Regions from separate parts of the Homo sapiens genome. Here region 2 is linked to region 1. A link is a loop called in an ENCODE intact Hi-C map of the cell type or tissue named here. Cell type or tissue: Calu3. All regions are shown on one strand. Links, peaks and the distances in the headings refer to the core of each region. The heading gives the core; the rest is flanking DNA.

Region 1 (2,913 bases), core at 194-2,693:
CTCATGGACACAGAATTCCCTGAGTATTGGCTCTCAGGGAGGTAAGACTTCAGGGAGTGGGGTAGATGGATAGGGTACATATTTATCTAAGGTAAAGAAGGACTCATCCCACTCCTTCTGATTCAGAGACTGTTAGGATGAATCAGCAGAAACCTGTTTGATCATCCAGTCAGCTCCTCTTGTTTTAAAGGAGAAACTGAGGTCAATAGATGTGTGATCTGCCCCTCAGACATCAGGTTGGTCAGGGATCAGGGTATTTGTCTTATGAATATTAATTTTTCCAATTCCGAAGATAGACCTAAAGCAGTTCCTTTTGTCTGTGAATGAGAAGACCTCCACAAAGATACAGAGGCTGGATGAAGATGTACGCAAGCTCTTTCCTCCTGAGACCCAGTGAGGGAGGCAAGGGAGGCTCCCTAGCTAAAGAGGGAGCTCAAAGTTGCAGCCTTTCCTCATGCAAGGCAAGGGAGGGCACCTGCTGGGAGCAGAGCAGGGAGGCCATGCGTTGTCTCTGCATACTAAGATCCTCACAATGCTGAGGACAGAGCAGCGCCTGGGGAGGGAGCGCACTCCCATCAGCAGTGGGTGTGGCAGACACGCTGCTGTGTACATGTCCCAGGGCCTCAGGCTGCCCTGGAAAGTGAGGCTCTGGAGCCTCTTGCTTATAGGGTCAGCTCTGTGTGACTATGACAAGCAAGGGTTGAGAGACCGTGGCCATATGGCCTGGAGCTGGGGCACCCAGACAAAAATGACTCACCAATCCTTTTTTAAAGACATAACTAAAAGCCAATGGTATGCTTACATTTCAAACATAGCATTAGCACCTAAATTTAAACTGCTGCACTGCTGCATTTAGATAAACTAGTTTTATATCCAAGACCTTTAGGTTTTAAATACTGCAGGGAATGGTATGGTGACTAAAGAAAGAGCATTTCATTACAAAGTGGTTTTTTCTTCAAAGGGCCTAGAGCCTAAAATGGGGTTTGCCTCAAGGTCCCCTTTATCAAGGCAGCCAGAACTCTCCTATGTGCAGTTTTCTGAGACCCATCATTATTTGGACTGCTCAGAATTATTCCTGTGTGTTCTCATGTAGGTGTTTTATTGTGTCCAACTTGCCTAAAGGACCTTTTATGGCAGGAACTGGGATCCCATGTCCTTTGGGCTCCTCACAATGTACAGCTGAGCGCTGAGCCTCAGGTGGAAGGTCAGCAAGTAATCACAGTATTCCTGGGATTGTTTTTTCAGAACCATGGACAGAACCCCTTCTTCCCAGGCTGTTTTCTATTTTGTGTCTCTCCTTCCTGATTTCCTTTAAGACAAAGTCTCCAGTGCCTCACTGAGGATTCAGCTCTGCTCAAGTCTGCCTGTTTCCTGGGGATACTGGACTGGAAGCCAGAAGCCAAACTATGCCAGGTGGGAGTAAAGATGCAGAACCCTGGAAAGGAGGTGACCTAACAGCATTTCCTGCTGTTATTAGAATAAGAGGACCATCTCAGTCATGTGCCCCAGTCATAGTCACAATCCCCAACTCCTTTTAGAGCTCCAGATCCCCCTCTAAACACTACACAGTCAGTCTGAGGTCACAGGGCTTATAGGCCAGCAGAGCACCTGACCATCTGGGGCAGTGCTGAGGTAAAGCCTGGGACAGGCTGGGCTGGGGAGACCCCTGGCATGGCAGAAGACAGATGTGATGAAGAATGTGTCTGGATTATAAATGAGTGGGGAGTCAAAGGCTGAGGGTTGGGAGGGAAACATCAGTCATCAGGGTCAAGGAGAGCCTGCAAGGCCCTGGTCAGGGGGTAGGGCAAGAGGCTGGCAGCTGAGGCCTCAGGAACAATTCAGAGAAGATTCCAAGAGGGTGAAGCGATTGATAGGTTCAGAACAAAGGCTGCAAATAATACCATGGAGGTAGGAGCTTTCCCTTGTTGATGTTGGCTGTGAGATGGAGACAGATCACCTCTTTAAAGGTAGGGTGTGAGGACAGGTTGCCATTGGGACATAACACATGGCAGAAGCAAGACAGAATTTTCCACAGGCAATAATCCTGCACCCACTAAAGGTCAGATAGGGACACTCCAGAGCTGGAATTAGTAATTCGGCACTCCAGGATAATTTCAGACATCTAGTTGGTCACTCCACGTGTGCACTCCAAAACACACAATGATTCCACTAAATTCATTGCCTCTCCTCCTCCTTCCACACTCTGCCCACTCTTTGAGGCCCACTTGGAATCTTTCCTCACCCAGGACGTCTTCTAGGGCTAGAGTTAACATAGGTGCCAAACACTCGTTTGCTGAATGGATGAACGGCTCCTGCCGATCATTGGATCTGGTGAGTCTCAATTTTTTGTGTGTGCTGCCTTGGGTTGGGTTTCCTGGGAAACAGACTCTGAAATGGATATTTTCATGCAGGAAATTTATTGAGGTTGCTTTTGGCATCAACAACTTGGGGTGGGGAGGAGAGGGAAGGGGGTGTGGAGGAGAGGGAAGGAAATGGGATTAGGCAGAGAGAGAAACTGAGCTGGGATGAAGGGTCCCAGCCAAGCCTACCGGGAGTTCTGGAGCTAGGATGGCCTTCTAAGTTGTCCTGTCCTGAAGCAAAAGGAATGGGTATTTACACCCCCACATCCACAGTTTGATGCAGGCTGCCCCAAGGAAGTGAACTTGGCTCTCCTTGGCTGAGGCAATTCCTAGAGAGGGACCTAGCTGAGAGACATCATCTGTCAATACTCCTAGCTGCAACTGGAGAAGTGAGGACCTCAATCCTGAAGGAGGGACCAGGTTGACATTCTACAGCATCCACTACATGTACCAAGAGACTTGGATGAAATTGGGAGAAGGGCAACTATCAGAATTCCTGTAGGGAGTATATTTTTAAAAGTTGTCCAGAATGGTTCTATTGCATCTCCTTTTC
Region 2 (2,913 bases), core at 150-2,649, 160 kb before region 1:
GGGTTTCACCATGTTGGCCAGGCTGGTCTTGAACTCCTGACCTCAGGTGATCCACCCGCCTCGCCCTCCGGAAGTGCTGGGGTTACAGGCATGCGCCGCCGCACCCGGCCCATAATCTGCATTTCTAACAAGTTGCCCAGTGATGCAGAGGCTGCTGGATCAGGGACCACTCTCGGAGAACCGCAGCTCCACAGCTGCACTTCTTACACTTTATTATTTTTGTTTTCACTTATTTATTTATTTTTTGAGACAGAGTCTCAGTCGCCCAGGGTAGAGTGCAGTGGCACAATCTCGGCTTACTACAACCTCTGCCTCCTGGGTTCAAGTGATTCTCCTGCCTCAGCCTTTTGAGTAGCTGGAATTACAGGCACGCACCACCACTCCTGGCTAATTTTTGTATTTTTAGTAGAGACAGGGTTTTGCCACGTTATCCAGGCTGGTCTCGAACTCCTGACCTCAAGTGATCCTCCTGCCTTGGCCCAAAGTGCTGGGATTACAGGGCTGAGCCACTGCACCCGGCCTGCTTCTTACACTTTAATCTGCCCATGATTCACCCAGGGATCCTGATAAAATTCAGACTCTGATCCGGGAGAAGCAATCTCCAGGAAGAACAACCTTGTGATCCAGTGGCCCCTGCCTTCCTCACCCTCCCTCTCCAGCCACAGCTGATTGGACCTGGGGTGGGCACCTGAGTCAGGGACCCATGGGCTCACCCACAGTCAGTGACAGGATGCCAAACAAATAGGGTCCCTAGAGAGTGTGGAAGCCAGGTAGATTCTCTCGAGAGAGTCTGAAATGTGGCTGCATAGACACCGTTGCCTGTTGTTGGTGACCCCTGGGCTGAGAGGCAATGACGTGGAGTTGGGGGCCAGTGGCATGACGAGACAAGGGCAAAATGGGTGAGCAGAGGCAGCCAGCCCAGGGAGGGGAGAAGAGGAAGTGGAGGCCCAGAGATTATGAAGCTCGGCGAGGCAGAAAGCTTTCTAATTCCCAGTTCCCATGAGCCCTGACTGGGCTGTTTGCCCTTCTGTTCTGAGAAATTCCTGTGTCCCTTCAAATATGCTTCTCTTTTGGCTTAAGCTACTTTGAGCAGTTTCTTATTCTTCAAAGCCGAAAGAGTCTTAAAGAGAATGCATCCATGACCCTCTCCCGCCACTCTCACATCTTGTTTATGTTCATCTCCAGGACCTTGGACAGGGCCCAGCACAGGGGCCCTGGAATGTGGACTGTCTCAGTGGATTCTTGTTTATAGGAATTAGAGGAAGGTGGAAGAAGCTCATTCCAGGTGAGCAGAGGCACGGAGCAAGGGTGAGCGTGTGAGAAGAGCCATGTGAACAGGATGTATAGGGGCCAGTGGAGGGAAGGCCAGTCAGGAGGGAAGGCTGGATGCAGATGGCCTTAAACACCAGGCTGAGGAGTTGGGGTTGGTTTGACAAATGGTAGGGAGGTATCAGAAGTCCTGCAGCTGGATGGACATGACAAAGAACAGTTGTGCCCTTTTCTTTAACAAGGATTCAGATGGCCTGGGTGACAGATGACATCTTGGGACTGAAATGAACAAATAATAAACCTATGCATGGAACTCTTACAAGAAAACATCAGGCAAAAGCTTACCAACATCGAATTTGGCAATGATTTCTTAGATATGACACCAAAGGCACAGACAACAGACTTCATAAAAAAGAAAAACTAGACTTCATAAAAGTTAAAAAAATTTTGTTAATCCTAAGACACTATCAACAGAGTAAAAAGGCAACCCACAGTATGGAGGAAAATATTTGCAAATTATATATCTGATAAAGGATTAATATTTAGAATATATAGAGAACTTCTAAAACTCAACAACTAAAAGACAAACAACCTGATTCAAAAAAGGACAAAGGTTTTGAAAATACATTTCTCCATTTAAAAAGACAAATGGCCAATAAGCACATGGAAAAATGAGCATTAGAAAAATGCCAATCAAAACTATAATGAGATATTACCTCATATCTATTAAGAAGACTGCTATTAAAAAAAAAAAACAAAAAAACAATACAAAAAAACCCCAGAAAATTGGCTGGACATGGTGGCTTATGCCTATAATCCCAGCAGTTTTGGAGGCTGAGGGAGATGGATCACCTGAGGTCAGGAGTTTGAGACCAGCCTGGCCAACATGGTGAAACCTTGTCTCTACTAAAAACACAAAAATTAGCCAGGCGTGGTGGTGCACACCTGTAACCACAACTACTTGGGAGGCTGAGGCAGGAGAATGGCTTGGACCCAGGAGGTGGAAGTTGCATGAGCCGAGATCGTGCCACTGTACTCTAACCTGGGCGACAAGAGCGAAACTCTGTCTCAAAACAAACAAACAAACAAACAACAACAACAAAAACCCAAAACCAGAAAATAGGTATTGATGAAGATGTAGAGAAATTGGAACACATGTGCACTATTGGTGGGAATGTAAAATGCTATAGTCTCTATGGAAACAGTATGGCAATCTCTTAAAAAATTAAACAGAGGCTGGGCACCGTGGCTTACACCTGTAATCCCAGCACTTTGAGAGGCTGAGGCAGGAGGATCGATTGAGCTCAGGAGCTCACAACCAGCCTGAGCAACATAGTGAGACCGCATCTCCACTAAAAAAAAAAAAAAAAAAAATTAGCCATGCATAGTGGTGTGCACCTGTAGTTCCAGCTACTTGGGGGACTGAAGTGGGAGGATTGCTTGAGCCCAGGAAGTCAAGGCTACAGTGAGCAGTGATCGTGCCACTGCACTCCAGCCTGGATTACTGAGCAAGACCCTGTCTCAAACAAACAAACAAACAAACACCATAAAGCCAGGGGCTCATGCCTGTAATCCCCGCTACTTGGGAGGTTGAGGGAGGATTGCTTGAGCCCAGGAGTTCGAGACCACCCTGAGCAATGCAGC

The links. Peaks named below come from ENCODE experiments on the same cell type or tissue, not always from the same donor. Only the 100,000 strongest peaks of a DNase experiment are listed, where the experiment ranks them.
Region 2: a loop joins it to region 1, with 19 times the contacts of the local background. A loop is called at or near these places in 4 of 110 quality-filtered maps.

The regions. Positions count from the first base shown.
Region 1 is chr17:45,701,211-45,704,123 of GRCh38, reverse strand. All of the region lies in intron 3 of LINC02210-CRHR1 (LINC02210-CRHR1 readthrough), which reads right to left. Among named protein-coding and RNA genes, the nearest start is that of CRHR1, 82 kb to the left of the region's middle. In Calu3, for the core only: no CTCF peak of the experiment used is centred there; a DNase peak (open chromatin) is centred at 1,243.
Region 2 is chr17:45,856,491-45,859,403 of GRCh38, reverse strand. The region is part of intron 1 of MAPT-AS1 (MAPT antisense RNA 1); the gene reads left to right. Among named protein-coding and RNA genes, the nearest start is that of SPPL2C, 13 kb to the right of the region's middle. In Calu3, for the core only: no CTCF peak of the experiment used is centred there; a DNase peak (open chromatin) is centred at 1,193.